4 separate regions of the Homo sapiens genome follow, and regions 2, 3 and 4 are each linked to region 1. Evidence: chromatin loops called from intact Hi-C (ENCODE). Cell type or tissue: endothelial cell of umbilical vein. All regions are shown on one strand. Region 1 overlaps SMAD3 (SMAD family member 3). Region 2 overlaps SMAD3-DT (SMAD3 divergent transcript). Region 3 overlaps SMAD3-DT (SMAD3 divergent transcript). Region 4 overlaps SMAD3-DT (SMAD3 divergent transcript).

What was found. Peaks named below come from ENCODE experiments on the same cell type or tissue, not always from the same donor. Only the 100,000 strongest peaks of a DNase experiment are listed, where the experiment ranks them.
Region 2: it touches region 1 in a loop (8-fold over the local background); 4 of 110 quality-filtered maps call a loop at or near these places.
Region 3: a loop joins it to region 1, with 4 times the contacts of the local background. A loop is called at or near these places in 4 of 110 quality-filtered maps.
Region 4: it touches region 1 in a loop (2.2-fold over the local background); 7 of 110 quality-filtered maps call a loop at or near these places.

What each region holds. Positions count from the first base shown.
Region 1 is chr15:67,102,660-67,107,659 of GRCh38, forward strand. The region is part of intron 1 of SMAD3 (SMAD family member 3); the gene reads left to right. Among named protein-coding and RNA genes, the nearest start is that of SMAD3, 40 kb to the left of the region's middle. RefSeq lists enhancers at 3,178-3,877, 4,130-5,000 and a silencer at 4,232-4,526. In endothelial cell of umbilical vein, a CTCF peak has its summit at 2,766; DNase peaks (open chromatin) are centred at 1,352, 2,892, 3,912, 4,442 and 1 weaker place; H3K27ac peaks cover 5,000 bases.
Region 2 is chr15:67,011,274-67,016,273 of GRCh38, forward strand. All of the region lies in intron 2 of SMAD3-DT (SMAD3 divergent transcript), which reads right to left. Among named protein-coding and RNA genes, the nearest start is that of SMAD3-DT, 50 kb to the right of the region's middle. In endothelial cell of umbilical vein, no CTCF peak of the experiment used is centred here; a DNase peak (open chromatin) is centred at 2,578; H3K27ac peaks cover 1,739 bases.
Region 3 is chr15:67,022,090-67,027,089 of GRCh38, forward strand. All of the region lies in intron 2 of SMAD3-DT (SMAD3 divergent transcript), which reads right to left. Among named protein-coding and RNA genes, the nearest start is that of SMAD3-DT, 40 kb to the right of the region's middle. RefSeq lists an enhancer at 3,582-3,876. In endothelial cell of umbilical vein, no CTCF peak of the experiment used is centred here; DNase peaks (open chromatin) are centred at 2,482, 3,142 and 3,812; H3K27ac peaks cover 2,958 bases.
Region 4 is chr15:67,046,758-67,051,757 of GRCh38, forward strand. The region is part of intron 2 of SMAD3-DT (SMAD3 divergent transcript); the gene reads right to left. Among named protein-coding and RNA genes, the nearest start is that of SMAD3-DT, 15 kb to the right of the region's middle. In endothelial cell of umbilical vein, no CTCF peak of the experiment used is centred here; a DNase peak (open chromatin) is centred at 2,144; H3K27ac peaks cover 1,947 bases.

The DNA.
Region 1 (5,000 bases):
AGAATTCTGAACCTCTTGGTGGTCCTGGCTGGTCAGTTGCAGGGAGTGACGTTGAATGGACTGGGAAGATCTGGATATACCATGTTTCTGTAGGCATGATACGTGGTCCCTTAGCTTGGTATTTAAAGTTCTTTGGAAGTGACCGCTTTCTGGATTTACCTCTGTGCAGCCCCTCTGCTCCTCCCAGGTGAGGCTCATCATAGCTCCTCTTCAATGTGCTTTGTCCACAACTGCTGCCATGTTTTAGCTCCCCATTACGTTTCCTGGGATGCTCTCCTAGACTCCTCTGTACCTTTCTTCTTTCAAACCCAAAACAGGTCCCATCTCCTTAGTCTTAACTGTCTATGAATGGTCTGTTGCCTCACTTCCCAGCTCTGGTATGTAGTACGTGCTCAGTACACATTTTTGAATGCATTAATTTGGCTCTTTTCTGTGAAGGCAGCTTGTCTGTGTGTCATTCATCTGCCCAAATTTGATTGTCAACTTCCTTTGTATGGAGCTGTACTGTTCTTTTTGTTGTTTTTCTTAACTCCTTGCCCCTGCCTCCCATCACCCCAGTGGAAGAGTTATAGTCAAGGTAGTGTAGTCAAGGTCGTGCAAAAGCTACACACTTGAACCTGTTCCGTGTGGTTTCACACAAGGCACATGGCCTCCTTGGGACTCACTTCACATCACTCGACAAGGGGATAGCAGGACCCACCTTGACTGTATTGAAGACTGCATGATGATCAGGAGAGAGTGAGGGATGAGAAAGAGTTTGGAAAACAGCAGAACACGATGCAAACATGAGTTATTCATGGTTTTGTGTCCAGGCTAACTGTGCCCTGACATTAAGGCTGGGTGGGTCTGGCCCAGGGCTTCTGGGGTAGGCGCTGTGCTGGTGTGTGCTACTGACCTGGAGTCCAGGATCCCTGAGTCCCACTCACCCTCCCTGGGCTGCAGTTTCCTCAGCCCAGCTACCCTTTCCAGCTGTGACTGCTGGTTGTGGAGCTGAATGTGTGTGGGGTGTGGGCCTGTGTGTGGACTCCCCACCCCTGTGCGGTTTTCCTAAGCACATAGCACAACAAGGAGCTGGAACAGAGCTGCAACAATGAGGAGGGTTTCCTCCAACTGTCAGTGCTTCTGGATCCACCGTTTCGGCTTTGACATTACCGTGAGTGACCACCCTGGACCTCTTTCTTTGTGCCAAACTCGTTGCTGGATTGCCATAAACACTTACTTGGATTGATTAGAGAGGCTATTTGCCGTATTGAAGGTGGCAGAATTATTTCACCTTTTCCAGAGGTGTTGACGTTCAAGGGTAGTTGGTGGTGACTGTACAGAAGGGAGACAGGAAGCCTGGAGGAAGGAAAGGGGTGCGTAGCCGAGAAAGTGCACAACGGGCCCTATTTTTAAAAGTGCCTGCCTCTGCTGGTTTTGTTGTGGCAGCGCTCAAAGGCAGGAAGACAGATAAGATCGGATTTCAGGATTTTCGTCTGCCCCCCATCTCCGCCCCCAACTTTTGACAACCAAGAACTTTTCCCCACCAGGAGTGGGTATATTTCAACTTCTGTAATCCCTGCGTCTCGCACAATGCTTGGTATTACAAGGTGCTCACTGAGTGTTTGAATGAATGAATGCCTTCCCAGTTCTCATCACAGCTATAGGGTGTCACTGTATACATCAAGTCATGGTTAGCCGCAGGTTTGATCGGGGAAGAGACACTAATCAATGTATCTGATTCTAGAAGAAGATGGAGCTTCTAGGAAGGGCCTGCCCTCAGGCTGTCCTCTGTGTTCCCCGGCATTCTGCATTTTGCAGTCACCCCTCATTATCCCTGAGTCCAGGAACACCTGAGATTGGAAAGGATTCCAGCCCCATAGGGCCTTTATCGTGGCCCCCAGTAAGTGATAAATATTCGTACTAATTTGGGGCAGTGTCCTTTTTCCAGCTGTTTTCCCATGAGTGCCCTCTGTTCCGTCAGGTGGCCGAAGACGGATAACTTTGGCAAAGGGCTTGGCACAAATGGCCAAGTTTACACTGGATCACTATACTCCGTGTTATCTTGTTTCCCCGATGGTCATTGCCACACAAGAAAGTACTTCCTCTGTGGGCTTTGCCCACCCTCTTCTCTTGACAGAGACCTCTGGGCCTAGATAAATGTATAAACTGCATTGCAGGAATGAAGCCGTTTCCATTAAGAACTGGGGTCTATGTCCTGGGATCCAGTTCTTCTCCCCCTTTTAGTACTGAAAGCTGCTTCCCATCTGAAAGCTGTCTGGGGACAGACACCGTGCAGCTGCGTGCAGACTTCTTTCAGAGTTTGATCTTGCAGGCTTCCCAGTGGCTCTGCTCTTCCTTGTCTGCTTCCTGGGGGTCTCTCAGTATCAAAGCCACCTGTGGCTCCATCTCACCTCCCTGAACAGGAGGCACTGTTTGTCAGGAGGCCTTGCCACCTTTGGCCCTTTCTTTCCAAAGAAAGATCCCTGGCCTGGAGTTTTTGTCTCAGCTCTGTTGTGTGACCTTAGGCAAGTCAGTTGACTTCTCTGAGCCTCAGTTTACTCCTTAGTAAACAAAAAGGTTGGATGAGGCGCTCTCCAAAGTTCTTGCCCTCTGTGTCCTTCCTCTGCGTTCTACAGGGAGGGAGTAGCTGCCTCTGTTTGGTGGTGGGGACTCAGGCAGGATGGGTAGGGAGGGGTAGGGGAACAAGATCATGGCGCACCTCCACGGCCACAGTGGAAACCTTGAACCTTGAGCTGTATGCGGTGAGTCCAGGATGCTGAGAAGATGCCGGGCTGTTGGGTAAGCAGAGCCCCTACGGGAAGCAAAGAGTATTATTCAGCCCTGTGGAATGCTGAGGCAGGGCTGAGCTTGGGCAGGGTGGCTGAGAGAATTGTGGCTCTAGCTGTGGGCAGAAATTCATGGCCTTGAAGAATGGCTACTGTATATACCAGTGATAAATATTAGTCACTCTGGCAGCAGAATGAGTTTCCTGTGCTGCATTTTTGGCACTTCCAGAAAAGGGAAAGCCTTTCTCTCTGACAGGGCACAGGAGGGAGAAACAGGAATGTGTCTCTTACCCTGATGCCCTGGCTGGAGATCCCGTGGGGTTTTCAACCTGCCTGAAGCAACGCAGGGCCTGCTAATGCCTCCTGTTGCCCTAGGTCAGGCCAGGGCCCATTGTTGACATCTGTGCTGTGCTGCCTCTGAAGGTCTTGCTTGAGCATGTCCTGAATGGAAGGCTTCATCTGCATTCATTCCCCGGCCCTCCCTGCCGTCTGCACAGCCTCCTCCAGGCCTCCCCTTCCCAGTGAAAAGCACCACCATCCAGACCTCAGGAAGCAATCATTTTAGCCTCTTCTCCTTCTCCCTCACCATCCAGGACATCACTGAGCCCTGTCAGTTCTGCCCCCAGAATATCTAAGTTCATCCAATGCCCCATTTCCACTGCTGCTTCCTCACCCAAATCAGGATGTTTCTGGCCCCGTCTCCCTCCTACCTGGTCTCCCTGCCTGTACCCTCCTCTCCACTGGGCCCATTCTCCACCGGCAGCCAGCATGATCTCTAAGAAATGTACATCTGTCATCTGTCATATCTGCTGAAAATTGTTCAGGGCTTCCTGCTGCCTTGAGAATGAGGGTCTGAATCCCAAACAAGGGTTCAAATCTCAACCTCTCAGGCCTACCCTGACCTTACGTATCTTTCCTCAGGGCCTGTGCACATGCTGTTCCTTCTTCCTGGAATGCTTGTCCCCATAGTTTTCAGCTGGCGAATGTGAGTCAGGTCTCCCCTTAAATGTCATCTAAGAGAGCCCTTTCTAATTCCTCCCCTTCATCTTAACTCTATCCCCAATACACTCTCTCACAGAGACTGTTCTTTTCCTTCTGAGACCCTACTCCAGCTTGTAGTTCTAAATCTGTGATTATGCACTGTCTGTCTTCCTCTTGAGGTCAGGGGCCATTTCTTTTGTTCTCTGCTATGCTCAGGACCCAGATCAAAGGAGCTCAGTAACTATTTACAGGCGTACATCATATGTGGAGGACACTTATGCTGTGATGGCCCCACACACAGCTTCCTTTGGGGTCTGTCCCCTGCTCTCCGTTACCCGCGTGGTAGCCACTGAGCACTGGCTCTTCCTGGCTTCACTCTCTGGCATCAAAACTTATCAGTCCTACATCTCAGTCTTTTGCAAGGTGACACTTATCTGATTACCTAATTCACACGAAGGTGTTAATGGTGGTAATGGCATAGTATTTATTACCCCAGGGGACCCAGAACGGTGGTATCAAAACATATCATTCCCCAGTGGTTTAAAACTCTGGTAGCTTTCCAGGGAGTCCAAGTGGAGTCCAGTCTCCTTAGCTGAGTTCACAGGGCCCCGTCTGCACGACTTGGCTTCTGTCGGCTTCCCTAGCCCTGACTTCCCAAGCCTTAGTCATCACCCTCTCTCCCACCCAGGGCTCAGCACAGTACCTGGAACAGTCAAGCCCTCAATAAATGTTTACTGAGTGCATTAAAAAAAAAAAAAAGATTTTAATGAGTCATGCTTTAACTGAAGATTTTAGTGTAGTCAGTCATTGGGCCTTGGATGCCAAAGGAATGACAAATGGTGGGAATTTCAGGCACAGTGACTGTGATAGCCCCAAGGAAACCAAGAGAGAAGTAGCTTTATCTGGGTGGAGGGGAGTGGGCCTTTCAGAGCCTCGAAATCTTCCCACCTGCTGCGCCACTCCCACCACATAAGCACCCCACCCTTCTTCCCAGGGTGAGATTTCTCAGCTCTGCTTTCTGGGGTGCCAGACAAGGGGAGAGCCTTGTTGCCATGCCCTCCTGCCCTCCTGCCCTCCTGATGCAGTCTGTGGTCACCTGCAGGCAGAGACAGATGAAGTCCGTCATTCGGCTGCGAGTAATTTCTGATGGGAGAGGGGCTTCCCCCGGCCCTTCCCGCCTCTCTGAGCCTTGCCACGGTCACTTGGTTTGCCCAGCCTAAGTCACTGCCTGTCGCTGTGGTTATTGCATGG
Region 2 (5,000 bases), 91 kb before region 1:
TCTCTTTAATGGAGAGACAAAGTAACCAGAACTCTTCAAATCACACTAGGTAAATTCAAGGCTGATATTTAACAGGTCGAGTGGCACAGATACTGACCAATCAGAATAGACCTGGAGAGCCGTGCTGGACTCAGCACAACCCCTTTGCTTGTGGATAATGGAAGCCCGGGGGTTCTGAAGGCTGGGGCTACAGAGGAGGGGACACTAAGGGCTTGAGGCAGCTGCTAGTCATCAACTGGTATGAAAACATTTCAGTACTCAAACAGCAAGCACAGCAGTGTCACACACATGATAATTAAACGTCAGCTCGGGTTAGGTAGCTGCATGAGAATCAAGAAACTTCTGCCATTTCCCCTCCCTAGGCCCCAATTTCTCGTCTACAAAACAATAAAACTTACTAGTCTTCAGGTTCACTCTAGTTCTGACTACCTGTGATTTTAATATAATAATAAGGAGAACAATTTATAAAAGCCAGCCTGGTATGGCAGAAAAGGCACATGCTCTGAAGCCGGTAGACCCAGTTCAAAGTCCAGCTGTTACTTACTGTGAGGCTCGGGTCCAAATCAATTAACTTCTCGGAACCTCCACTTTTTATTAATTCAACTAACATTTATGGAGCCCTTTTTATGTACCAGGTCCTAAGGACACTTTAGTGAACAAGACCCAGTCCCTTGCCATCATGGAACTCGCTGTTCTACCGAGGACTCTTTGGATGCAAGTGACAGAAACTGGCTCAAGCTAGCTTAGGCAAAACCAGAATGCATCATAAGAATGTAGCAAGCCTGGAGGGGCCCAGGAGGGAAAGCAACCAGACTTTGCTTAGAACCTGGACAGGAAGGCCACCAGCCTCTCTACCACCCTCAGCTACCTGCTGCATTACTCTCTTCTCCCCCTCAACCCCTCAGTTCTGATAAGCCTCAGTTAATATGACATCTCAATTCTAAACTCTCCACAAAGAATCCCAGCACTTGGCTGGGCGCAGTGGCTCATGTCTGTAAGCCCAGCACTTTGGGAGGCTGAGGTGGGTGGATCACCCGAAGTCAGGAGTTTGAGACGAGCCTGACCGACATGGCAAAACCCCATCTCTACTAAAAATACAAAAAGTAGCTGAGTGTGGTGGCTACTCCGCACCCGAGATCCTCCACACACACACTCTGCCTCCCGGGAATCTCTTGAACCCAGGAGGCAGAGGTTGCAGTGAGCCCAGATCGCACCACTGCACTCCAGCCTGGGTGACAGACTGAGACTTCATCTCAAAAAAAAAAAAAAAAAAAAAAAAGAATCCCAGCACTTTGGGAAACCAAGGCGGGTGGATCACTTGAGGTCAGGAGTTCAAGACTGGTCTGGCCAACATGGCAAAACCCTGTCTCTACTAAAAATATAAAAATTAGCAGGGCGTGGTGAGGCACTCCTGTAGGCCCAGCTACTAGGGAGGCTGAGGCCGAAGAATTGCTTGAACCCGGGAGGCAGGGGTTGCAGTGAGCCGAGATCACGCCACTGCACTCCAGCCTGGGTGACAGAGTGAGATTCCATCTCCATAAATAAATAAATTCTCCACAAAGAGAACCTGATTGGCCCAGCTTGAGCCACATGCCCACTCCTAATCTAATCACCTATGACCATAAGGCGGGACCACTAGGTACAAACGTGGCCTCAGGGACTCACCCATGTGATGGGGGAGGGGTCCAAATTCCCAAAAAAGGGAGCTTGTAGATCCTGGTGTCCACTTCACCACCTCATAGGGTGGATGTAAAGATGAAATGAAATTCCATGTAAAGTGACTGGCACATAGCCTGGCAGACATAGCTGGAGCACTGTGCCTCTGTGCCTTGCTAATAATTGGTGCTTGACTAAAACATGTGCTGAACAGGGGAACAATATTATTAACAATGATACCTTTCATGTATCCACCAACTTTATGTCCATTCCATTCGTTACTTCCTCTGTTGCCTGGATCTCGAGCCCCACCTTGCTGAATGGACTTAAAACAAGTTAGTTGGGCACATGTGGCTCCCAGGCTGGATGGCATCCACATGGTGGGTGCCTGATGTGCTGAATGGATGAATGAGTGAATGTTCTTCCACCCAGCCCTCAGTGCTCTGCTGAGGCAGGATGGGTGGCTGGAAAAATGGGGTCTTTGGAATTTGTCTCCTTTTCACCTAGATCTTTGTTAGATCTTTTTCCTCCTTTGTTTAGTAACCAAAGAACCGAGAACTCAGGAAGAGATCAAGGACTGGGTTCAAGTCCTCCCACTCCCCCCACCCCCCATCTAATTTGATGACTATCATTGAGATACTGACCACCCCTCTCTGGACTTGGTTTCTTTACTGGCAAATGGATATGGGCGCACTGATGATGGCTGCTTGGCTCTACGCGTTTGGGAGGATTGGCCAAAGTCAGAGGTGGGAAAGGACTTTGACAAGGCCTGGCCTCAGCCCTTCCCCACCACCATCCACAGGGGAATCTTGGGTCTCTCTGATCAGACCCCTGCAGCCTGGCGGGAAGAGATCTCCAGGCCTTCCGCCCAGCTGCTCCGTGCCCTTGGGAGCCCCTGCGTCGCCAGCCCACGACCAGCCGATGACTTTACCAGCTGTGTGGTTGAAACCCGAGCTCTCTTGCCAGGACTTGAACAGGAAGTTTTTTCCTGTGGTGGAAGCTTTTGTTCTCCAAGTCGAATTTCCCTCAGCTGACGTCAGCCCCAACTTAGGCCCAAGCCCATTGAACCTGCAGTGGGGCTGAGGGAGGGCTGCCTTGCAGGACAGAAGGTGCAGGTTTCAGGCACCGATGGCTGTCTCCACCTTCCTCTTCTTCCTGCATTAGCCCACCATGGCCTGGGGTCAGCTCCCTGTCCATTGGCTCCGAAGGAAAGTTGCAGGAAGCTCATTCATTCTGAGAGGGGTTAGAAAGGTGGGTGGAACGTGTTTTCTAATTTTGGTCCAGTCACTTACTGTTAGCTGAGTGACTTGGGCTGGACACGTAACCTCACTGGGACACGTAACCTCAGTGGGACTCAGTTTCCTCATCTGTAAAATAGGAATAATAGTCCCTCATACCTCCTAGTAGTGGGTATCAAATGTAAATCATTAAAAACTGCCTGGTACATAGTAAATGCTCAGTGAATATGAGCATTAATTTTTGTCCTTATTATGTATCCCTCTGGTGAAGAGGAAATTAGATGTTGTGTGTGAGTTACCTACAGAGGGTCCAGCTCAAAGACAGAGGCAGAAATAATCCCTTTACTAAGGGAAGATCATGCTTTTCTGCTGTAGGAATCTGGCTGTGCTTTCCTTCCCAGAAGCACAAGGCTTCACAAAGATGACTCTGTTTGTTTGTTAAGACTGCCATAACAAAGTACCACAAACTGAGTAGTTTAAATAACAGAAATGCATCCTTTCATAGTTCTGGAGGCTAAAAGTGTGAAATTAAGTTATCCAGCAGGGTTAGTTCCTTTCGAGGGTTGTGAGGGAAGGATCTGTCCAGGTCTCTCTTTTTGGCTTGTAGATGGCCGTCTTTTCCCTCACACCATCTTTCTTCCTTCTATGTGTATCTCTGTGTCCAAATCTCCTCTTCTTTTTTTTTTTGCGGGAGGCCAGTGGGGAAGGGCAGGGTCTCGCTTCATCACCCAGGCTGGAGTGCAGAGGTGCGATAATGGCTCACTGCAACCTCAAACTCCAGGGCTCAGGTGATCCTCCTGTCTCAGACTCCTGAGTAGCTGGGACCACAAGCACATGCCACCACACCTGGCTAATTTTTTTTTTTTTATTTGTAGAGATGGGGTCTTACTATGTTGCCCAGGCTGGTCTCAAATTCCTGGGCTCAACCAATCCTCCCACCTCCCAAAGTGCTAGGATTACAGATGTGAGCCGCTGTGCCCGGCCCAAATCTCCACTTTTTTTTTTTTTTTTTGAGATGGAGTTTAGCTCTTGTTGCCCAGGCTGGAGTGCAATGGCGTGATCTCAGCTCACCACAACCTCCGCCTCCCGGGTTCAAGCGATTCTCCTGCCTCAGCCTCCCGAGTAGCTGGGATTACAGGCATGTGCCACCATGCCCAGCTAATTTTGTATTTTTAGTAGAGACTGGGTTTCTCCATGTTGGTCAGGTTGGTCTGGAACTCCTGACCTCAGGTGATCTGCCTGCCTTGGCCTCCCAAAATGCTGGGATTACAGGTGTAAGCCACCGCGCCCGGCCTCCACTTCTTATAAGGACACCAGTGTTTTTGGATTAGGGCCCACCCAAATGACCTCATTTTGATTTGGTTACCTCTGTGAAGGCCCTGTCTCCAAATGATGTGACATACTGAGGGTTAAGACTTCAACATATGAATTTCAGAGGGACTAACTCAACCCATAGCAATGACCTGGGGGAAAGGACAATGCTTAACTTGAAGGTGGATTTCAAGTCTTAACACCAGAATAGAGAAGATAATTTGGAGGAGAAAGGCCTCCTTGAGGCCTGTCAAATCCTCCCTCGAGCATGGCTATTTACATAAATACAATAGTGTCATGTTTTCAAAGCATCAGAACCTAGTTATGGGACCCAAATAATTAAATTACTTGTTTTCCACTCTAAACCTCTGTTCCCCATTCCTAATTTCATCTGCCAATATCAAACAGGAAATCTGAGATTCCCCAGTAAAAACTATGCCATCCTCAATTCCTTGGCAATGGAGTTGCAAAGAAGGAGCAATGGATAGGGAGTTAATGGAGCTAGACCCACGCGCTTGCTGTGTGATCTTGGCCATGTGACCACCTCTCTGGACCTCAGTCTCAATTGTAGTTTGTGTGATTGTGTATGTGTGTATGCACAGGTGTAAGAAAGGTGGAGGGATGGGCCGGGTGTGGTGGCTCACGCCTGTAATCTGAGCATTTTGGGAGGCCAAGGCAGGCAGATCACGAGGTCAGGAGTTTGAGACCAGCCTGGCCAATATTTTGAAACCCCATTTCCACTAAAAATACTAAAATTAGCCAGGCATGGTGGCGCACCTCTGTAGTCCCAGCTAC
Region 3 (5,000 bases), 81 kb before region 1:
TGGTGGCAGGCGCCTGTAATCCCAGCTACTTGGGAGGCTAAGGCAGGAGAACCACTTGAACGTGGGAGGCAAAGGTTGCATGCAGTGAGCCGAGATCGCGCCACTGCACTGCAGCCTGGGCGACAGAGAGAGACTCCATCTCTAAATAAATAAATAAATAAAATAAAAAGAATAGCTGTGAGATGGAAGAGGTTGCAAGTTTCCCTGGGAGCTTGTGGCACACAGAAGACCCCAGGACCTTGGCCTTAATGGGGTTAGGTTGCTGGGACGGGGGCTGGCTACTTCCACTCTAGAATAATAGTACTGAAGACCCCTTTGTTCATTTACTACTTCATTCATTCAGAGAATATTTATTGAGCATCTACTATGTGTTTCCAGGCACTATTCTAGGCACTGGAGTTACAGTAGAGAACAAAACAGAAAAAGTCCTGCCCTCATGGAGCTAATATTTTAGTGGAGTGAGACAGATAATAAATAAAGTAAGTAAGATATATACTCTGTGAGGGTGTTAAGAGCCATAGAGAAAAATTAAGTAGTGGAGGGGGCAGGGTGTGTGGGGAAGAGGTGTTGCCATTTCAGAGAGTTCTTGGAAAGCCTCACTCAAAGCTGATGTTTCAGTGAAGACCTGGGAGGTGAGAGGTGCTGTACTGACACCTGGGAAAAGAGTGCCCAAGGCAAAGCAAACAGTCAGTGCAAAGGCCCTGAGGTGGGCATGATGCTGGTGTATTTGGAAGACCAGGGATGACATCAGATCAGAGGAGAAGTGGGGGTAGAGGTAGATCATGCAGGACTTCACAGGCTGCTGCAAGCCCTTTGGGTTTTTCTCCAACTGAAATGGAAAGTCACTGGAGGGTTTTATGTGGAAGAGTGACACCAAATGTTTTATGAATCACTGTTAGCTCATTTCTCAATTATATTATTACCACCATTTTAAAGGCAGGGAAACTGAGGTTCAGAAGGGTTAGGAGAGTTTCCCATAGGCACACAGCATGAGCTGCCAGAACTTCTCTCCTTTACTTATTTATTTATTTTGAGATGGAGCCTCGCTCTGCAGAGTGCAGTGGCGTGATCTCGGCTTACTGCAACCTCCGCTTCCCGGGTTCAAGCGATTCTCCTGCCTCAGCCTTCTGAGTAGCTGGGACTACAGGCGTGCGCCACCACGCCTGGCTAATATTTGCATTTTTAGTAGAGACGGGGTTTCACCATGTTGGCCAGGATAGTCTCGATCTCTTGATCTCATGATCCGCCCGCCTCGGACTCCGAAAGTGCTGGGATTACAGGGGTGAGCCACCACGCCTGGCCAACTCCTCTCCCTTCTAATCCAGGACTCTCGGTGCTCCTGCATGTGGTTTCCAAATGTTCTCAACTCTTCTCCTGCTTGCGAAGGGGAGACCAGAGCCTTGGAGCTGGGAAAGGAGCAGGCAGGGCTGACTCTTCTCGAACCTGGATTGCTGGGCACCTGTTGTCCAGCATCATTTGAGGGCATGTATGGAAAGTGCTCTGGAAATTTATCAAGTATGGCACACATGGTGAGTGTTATGAGAGACTATCAAGATGCTCTCAATGATTCCTGCTGAACTCAGGTCCCGAGTGCCCAACAGGCCTCCATTTGAGCAATGGGTTGGCCATTGCTTGTAGCTGCTATTCATCTAGGAAGGTCCCAGCACCGGCCCCTGTTTCCACCTCCCGCAGCCCTCACATGTGGATCCACTGGTTTCACCTACAGCTCCAACCTTGGCCTGGTTCACTGATCGATCAGCCTGAGGCTAGAAGCACTTACACAGCTGGAGAGCAAGTCACTCTTTCTACTGGCACCCAGCACTATGCCTGCAGCACACACGTTGTCACACACCTGTCATCCCCTTGGGCACTGGGCCTTTCCCTCCTGTGTAGCCCTCAGCTGGGTCAGCCTGGCTCCTCCTGTGGGGGCGGGGGGCTGGCCCCAGAGCTGCCCTGGCTAAGGCCACAGGGTCATACTGGAAGTGAAGAGACCAGCCTCAACAAATCCAGGAAACAGACCCAGGTAGGAGTGTGAAGGGCATGGCTGTAGTGTGGGGTGTGGAAGCCCAATTCTGGGCTTCCCAGAATTTCCCAGCAGGCTTGGGGGAGGGGTGGTGGCAGCTGGCCCAGTGGAAGGGAACCTCCATCCACCCTAGAAAGATTGTCCCACTTTCCTTATGGGTCAGCACCTCACAATGTCATCACCAGAAGGGCTTTCTTCCCCACGTGGATTACATAGCAGGTAGATGGATTTGTGCTTGCAGACACAGAGGGGCCAGAGTTTTAAAGGCCGTCAGTACCCTATGGCCCATCTCAAAGAAAAAGACAAGGATAAGCAAAATTAGAAGGAAAGAAAGAAAGACTGTAAAAGTTAAACAAAACCACCCACAAATAGCTTGAGGCAGAAAAAAGATTGTACCATATCATGGCAATCGTGGACAGTTTGGCAGCTGAGGGAAAGATGACTCATTCCCAGGCTCCGCTTGCATAATCCTCCCCAGCCCAGGCAGGAGAATGAAACTAGGAAAGTAATGCAATGACATTTAGTAGCAAAAAGGAAGCCCACACAACATTTGTGCAAGGCCATCCAAAAATAGCAGGCTCCTCCATGCTTGGGTTTTGAAACTATGCATTTTGCTTGAAATGCCTGAGTCGTGGCACATTTTTCTTGGGCCACCCACACCCTAATTCAGTTCATTTCAATTTAGCAGACATTTAATGCAGGCCTACTGTGCTCCAGGCTCTGTGCTAAGGATTTGGGAGTGGCAAATACAAGGATAGGGGAGACACTAAAAGGAAAGTGTGAAGGGAAGAATGAATGGAGTCAAACCCCACCACGAACCCTTACCAGGTCTGAACCTCAGTTTTTCTGTCTATAAAGTGGGAACAATGCCCACCTCATGAAATTGGGTGAGAGTTAAATGAGAAGAGCAAAGCCACAGGGGCTCATGAAAGGAGTCCTCAAATCTGCTCAGGGTGATCAGGAGGGCCAGCATGGAAGAAGAGGTCTTTGAAATGAGCCTTGACTCGTTTTAACTGAACCGAACTGCCAGACTGAATAGTGGCAAGTATTTCTTCTGTGCCTGCTGGGTGTCAGGCCTGGTGCCAGGTCCTGAGAATGTAAGGACAAAGGAGAGAAACCCATCATCAAGCAGTAATAATCCTAACAGTAGAAACAGTAAAAATAACACAGGGAAGCAGCTAGGCATAACGGTTGTGGGTGCTAGTTCTGAAAACAGACTCTCTGTGTACAAATCCTAGTTCTTTTACTCTCAGCTGTGTGGCTTGAGCAAGTTCTTTAACCACTCATTCTATGCTCCTGTTTCCTTTTCTATAAAATTAGTATACAAATAGCAATTCCTTATAGGATTGCTGTAAAAATTAATTGGAACAGTGCTTGCAAAGCACTTACCCTAGTGCCTGGTAAGTGGTCTGTCAGGGTAAGCTGCCACTATTTTCATTGCTACCATCACCATTATCTTCATCACCATTATCACCATCACACATCACAGAAGAGAGGGAGGTACAGAGTCCTCCAAGCAGAGGAGAACTTGGAGAGTCTGGGAATGCCAGAGGAAGGAATGGTTATTCTTGAAGTGAGTTTTGAAAGACAAGGAGAAGTTTGCCAGTAGGATTCTGGAAGAAAGAGGTATTCCAGGCCGGGGGACAATATGAGAAAAAAGCATGAATGTGCAGAAGATAAATGTTCAGGAAACAGGAAATGGCTCAGGCCGACAGCCAGGCTGAAAGGATGGCCTGACCAGGGAGAGAGAGGGCAAGCGGGAAGGGAGTGAAAGTCCTTCCTTTCCTGGCCTTTTGCACACACCCTCCTGGCACATGCCAGGCAGTTAGGAAGCCCTGGGCCTGGACATGAGCACTAGCTCTCTCACAGAGCCCCTTTCTGACCTTGGCTTCCTTCCAGGAGACGTTAAGACACAGCCTTACTGAGAATGCAGCCACGGTTACTATCACATTTATTGAGAAAACTATCCCTTATGTTACTCAGAGCTCTTTGCATACAGATGCTCAAGATAAATTCAACTTAGAATTCAGCCAGGAAAAAACATTGATAAAAATAATTTATAACTTTCATTCAGAGTTTACAACATGCCAGTCTCTAAGTGCTTTACATTATTAGCTCATTTAATTCTCACAACAACCCTATGAAGTAGGCACTATGATTGTTCCTGTTTTACAAATAGAGGAACTGAATGATAAAGAGGTTAACTCATTTGCCAAAGCAACATAGCTAGTAACTGGCAGAGCAAGGGCTCACGTTCTGGGAGTCAGGCTTTAGAGCATGTATTTTTTTTTTTTTTTTGAGACAGGGTCTTACTCTGTTGCCCAGGCTGGAGTGTAGTGGCACAATCTCAGCTCACTGTAATCTCCACCTCTCGGGTTCAAACAATCCTCCCCCTCAGCCTCCCCAGTAGCTGGGACTACAGGCACACGTCACCACGCCCAGCTAATTTTTGTATATTTTGGTAGAGGTGGTGTTTCCCCATGTTGGCAAGGCTGGTCTTGAACTCCTGACCTCAGGTGATCTGCCCACCTCAGCCTCCCAAAGTGTTGGGATTAATGTGTGATCCACCGCGCCTGGCCAACATGTGCTCTTTCTTAACTCCTTTGTAATAAACAGAACTCTTGTCCTTTCTGTGTTTCCCTTTTTGTTTTGGCCACTGTCAGGGTTGACACTTCCCACTACATTCTTCCTTGCAATTTGTGCTCCAGCTGCTCTGGGCGCCTCACTTTTTCCAGAATTCCTTTGCATTATCGTACCTCTATGCCTTTGCTCATGCCAGTCCTCCTACCTGATATGACTTGCCCTTTTTTTTTTCTTTTTTTAAACTTAATGACATGGAAAATTTATCATTTTGTAAGTGGAAGAAGTAAGTTACAAAACTGCATATATACAAATACAGGCTGGGCACAGTGGCTCACGTCTGTAATCCCAGCAGTTTGGGAGGCCGAGGCAGGCAGATTGCTTGCGGCCAGGAGTT
Region 4 (5,000 bases), 56 kb before region 1:
CACGGCCAGCTAATTTTTGTATTTTTAGTAGAGACTAGAGACTGAGTTTCACCATACTGGTCAGGCTAGTCTCAAACTCCTGACCTCAGGTGATCCCCCCCGCCTTGGCCCCCCAAAGTGCTGGGATTACAGGCGTGAGCCACTGCACCCGGCCACAGTTCTTAATTTTAATGAAAATCGAATGTATCAGTTCTTTATGGTTAATGCTTTGTGCCCTATTTAAGAAATCTTTGCCTATCCCAAAGTCATAAAGATATTCTCCTATGTTTTCTTCTAGAAGCTTTATTTCCCATGCACATCTTCATACTCTAACTATGTGTATATGTATCACTAAGTATATATAATTTTTTTAGTTTTAGATTCGATACAATGTAGCACATATTCTGCAACTTATTCTTTGCACTCAGTAGTGTATTTGAGAGCTTAATCTTTGTTGATACATGTAGCTCACATTCATTCACTTTCACTGTAGCAAAGTTAATTACACTGTGTACATAGATCATGATGTATTTACCCTTTTTCTTGCTGATGGACATTTAGGTTGTTTCCAATGATCATCACCATAAGTAATGCTTCTATGAACATGCATGCACGTGCCTCCTGGTGTGAGAGTGTCTCTGGGATACATGCTTCACAGACCAGGAGGCTGTGATTTGGAAGCTGTAGAAACTCTGCACTTGGAGGGGGTGCCTCTGGGGCTGTTGAGGAGTAGGACTGGTGAGATAGACCAGTGAGTGGGTGGAGTGGGGGTGCTACATAGTCCTGGCTCTGGGCCCAGACCCCTGTTTCATCCAGAGCAGATTTGCTTTCATGCTTTATAACCTGGGGTTCTGTTTAACTCTTTGTTTGAAAAATCAGTTCTGCTTTAAAAAAAATAGATTTCTTTTAAACAAGTGACTGTGTTAAGACATTGTTCCCAAAGGGTTATAGGTTAAAAAAAAAAAAAAAAAGGAGTCTAGGTTTGGTGGCTCATACCTGTAATCCCAGCACTTTGGGAGGCCGAGGCAGGCAGATTGCTTGAGCTCAGGAGTTCAAGACCAGCTTGGTCAACATGACGAAACCCCACCTCTACAAAAAATACAAAAAATTAGCTGGGCATGGTGGTGCGCACCTGTAGTCCCAGTTACTTGGGAGGCTGAGATGGGAGGATTGCTTGAGCCTGGGAGGTGGAGACTACAATGAGCCATGATTGTGCCACTGTACTCAGCCTGGGTGACTGGGTGACAATGCAGGACCTTGTTTCAAAATTTAAAAAGGATGAGCCCTTCAGCCTTCAGCCTAAAAGTCTGCTCACCACTATCACTCTACATTGTGAATTAACCCTTCACGTGCAGCCCTCCCTCTTCTCATCCCCAGCTAGACGGCTTATTGGTGTATCCTCAACTGTCCAGCTAATAGGCTTGTTGATACGTTGATTCACTGATGAATGACCCTTTGAATAACTTGGCAGCATCATCTCATATTTGTACATTGTACAGTTCACAAAACAGGTTCATAGCTATCCTTTGCTTCAAAACTGCCAACACAGAGCCTCAAGGATTATGTGGTGGAAGAATCACTATCCTCACTTCACAGAGGTGATCCTAGGTCTCGGGGAGATGAGGAGGCTTGAGGTCTTGTGACTGGGTGCTGGCAGATTGGAACTTGGACCCAGGCCTTTGAATCCCGGCATTGTGCCAACTCCACTGTTGAGTGTGGCCTGAAAACACGGCCTTAATCCAGCCGTTAATTAATAACTAACTTGTGTGTTGGCCTCTGCAGTTTACAAAGTCTCTCCCTTAGGTCATTTCTTTTAATCTCCACAATCCTTTGGTGGCTGGATGTTGTTATTATTTTCCCCCAACCTGTCCCTTTGCAAAGAGGGGAAACTAGTGCTCAGAGGGTTGAAGTGTCTTACCCAAGGGCACACAACTATGGCTACAGAGCTACACTCAATACCCAGCTTCCAGCTTCCCTGTCCTCTGTTCCCCATCCTCTGTTCCATCCCTCACTTTTCTTCCCATGGGCAGGCCCTGGAGATGTCTGAGCATGTGGGCTTTTCAGCCACCCTCCAGCAGCCTGAAGGCCTGGCTCTCCTGGGCAGGCCCAGGAAACGCCTGGCTCAGTGGTGCTGAGCAGCCCCTCCCATGAGGCCTCGAGTTGTTTTTCTTATCTAAATAAACTCTACACAAACATGGGCACATTACTCATGTGTGAGTTATTTGCGATAGCATAGCCCAGAGATGGGGAAATCAGTTCACACTGGAACTATGTCTCAACCTGGTCAAAAAACAAATGGGGAAATGGAGTTCTAGGCCCAGGGCAGCAAAACTCAAACCCACACCCCATCTCAAGCCCAGGGAAAACTTCTGCCCCTGGTCACATGCTCTGTGGACCCCACTGGAGGGAAGACAGAACCCACCTGTGCCTAGGGAAGGACATGAGGGAGCTCCAAGGGGTGGGCTCTCGCTTCCAAGGCCAGCCTCTCTTCCCACAGGCCATCTTGAGGAAAGACAGAGACACACCCGCAGAGCAGGAGATCTCTGCTTTATCCTCTAAGCATTTTGCAAAATGAGTGCTGGAATCCATACCTGGTCCTTCTCCCCACATGTAATTAGATTCCTTCAACTTTTGGACTTGGATCTTTCACCAGAAGGCCTTGAGATCAGGGGAGGGGCTTAAGGAGCTGCTATATAAATGAAGACGTGTAACTTAGCTCAGTGCCTGGCAGGGACCGGCTGCTTTCATTACGGTTGAGGGGCAGTTGTTTGTGTGTGTGATGGGAAAGAGAGATGATGCTAAAAGCTGTTTATCTTGGCCCACCATCACATACCTTCCCAAAGGCTTACACACCCACTCTCTCAGGCATGTTTATTACCTCATCATTTAGGTGAGGGCCTCTCAGAGAAGTTCTATGATGTGCTGGAGGTACCCACGGGATGTCAGTCATAAACCATGGAATGTGGGTTTTGTGTTTGCAAAGGGCTCTTGGACACAGGATCTCAAAGGAATTCTTGACAGAGCTAGAAAAAGAGCCTTAGCCCCCTGACCCCTAGATCAGCAGATTTTGCTTCCAGAAAATGTTTCTAGGATGCCCAGCTCTCTGGATATGACTCATATTGGTCCCAAGGAATGACAGCCCTGCACATGGCTTCTGCCCCAGGGCTCTGGAACTGTGCTGCCTGGCCCCTGTGGTCACAGGGATTCCTTGCTCCTCTTTACCAGCTTCAGACCAAGGGACTCGAGCTTGGAGAGGCTGTGGTTACTGTGCTGCGTGGGTCTTGTCCTGGAGACCTTGTGTGATTCATCTTCGTGTTCCCACAGGGACTGTCACTAAGACAGGGCTGGGTTAAGACCCTTAGATATCCTGAAAGATCAGTCCTCCCTCATATGAAATTCAAAGAAAAACAATTCTAAATCTGAAAAAAATGCCACCCATCCATGTGGGCTGAGCTCAAAATAGCTTCCTTCTAGAGATTTTGATTGCAAAATCCTGGATGAATGCAATAAAGCTGAACTTTTTTCCTTGGCCTAGGAGTGGGGCAAGGAAGGGAGGGGTTTTGCCATTGGTCTAAGCACCTACTTGCTCTGCTTCCTGAGTCACCCAGATTGCCAAGGGGGTCTTGTACGTGGTAGATGTCAGCCCACGTCTTCTAAATTGAATGACGTGTGCCTGTTTCCCAGAAGAGGAATAAATCCAAGCAATAATGTGTCAAAGTATGGGCACAGAGTCTGAGCCAGCAAACACACACACACACACCCATGTGCACCCGTGCACACACAAACACAAGCCCATGCAGGTACACAGAGGGGAAGGGGAGCGGGGGGAGGGGGGAGGAGGGAGGAGGAAGATAATGTGTGGGGACCCAGCAACCTTTCTCAGTTCCAGTTTAAATGAACAGCAAAATAAAAACATGTTGTTCTCTCTCATAATTAATAGATGTGCTTGGAGTTTCACCTCTTGCCAGGCCCCTCCCCTGGTGCTAACTGACCCTTTATGGACAAGGTTTCCACAGAAGTATCAGCTACTAACCCTGAACCACGTGGCTGGAAGGCTGGGCCTGGAACCTTTAACTTCACGGAAGATGCACCTCCACAAAGGGTTTTTAGAATTTCCTGTTGCAGCCCCAAGAAGAGGAATGCATTTCTACCTAAAACGGGCTTAGATCTGCTTAAAAAAATAACAACAACGGTAAAAATACACTTAATGAATGTGTAACAAACCACAAAAACCACAGAAAGTGGGGTTTGAGTTTGAGGGGGAGTGCATAATTGTGTGTATTTTAGACATTAAATTAAGGTAACATGGCCTCATTTGGAAAAATCTGAGGGGAGGAAGGAAAGCACCATGAAAATGTGAGTTCCATGCTGGCTGGGAGTTCAACTCTACGGTACCCAGTGAAGCGTCAAGGGTGGAGAGTGTTCCTTTGTCAGTGTGTGTGTACATTTGTTTTTCATTCATTCATTCAAATATTTACTGAGAGACTACTTTGTGCCAGGCACTGTCCTGGACACTTGACAACAGAGCCATTAATTAGATATACAAGTTCCCACTCTGGCTACTCACGTCATTGGGAACAGAAATGATATTTTCTGGCTCTTGTATTAAACTAACTGCATGCTACTCAAGGGCAGCAGGCCAGGCTCTTCTCTTGTGGCATTTCTTCTACAAAGCACCCTGAAGTGTGTGCCCACAATGGATGCTCAGGCAATAGGCCCAATGTGTGCCCTGATGCCCTGGTAGGCACTAGACTTCCTTTTCTTCTATCACCTCCTCTCCTGCTCTTATCTCCTAGGCCTCCTGGGTGGCCTTGGCAGAATAAGGCCCTGAGAGTTTAGCAGTTGATTAAAGCTGGCAAGAACTTGAGGTGTTACTCTCTCATGGTCATTTGCATCTAGTTATGGGAATTAGGTCAGAGCTAGGAGAGTCTCAAAGGCAAAAAGCTTTCAGCTAGAAGAATGACAGCTCCATGGCAGGGTGGAAAGAAGAATTCCAAGGCAGAGAAGAACCCAGAGAAGAA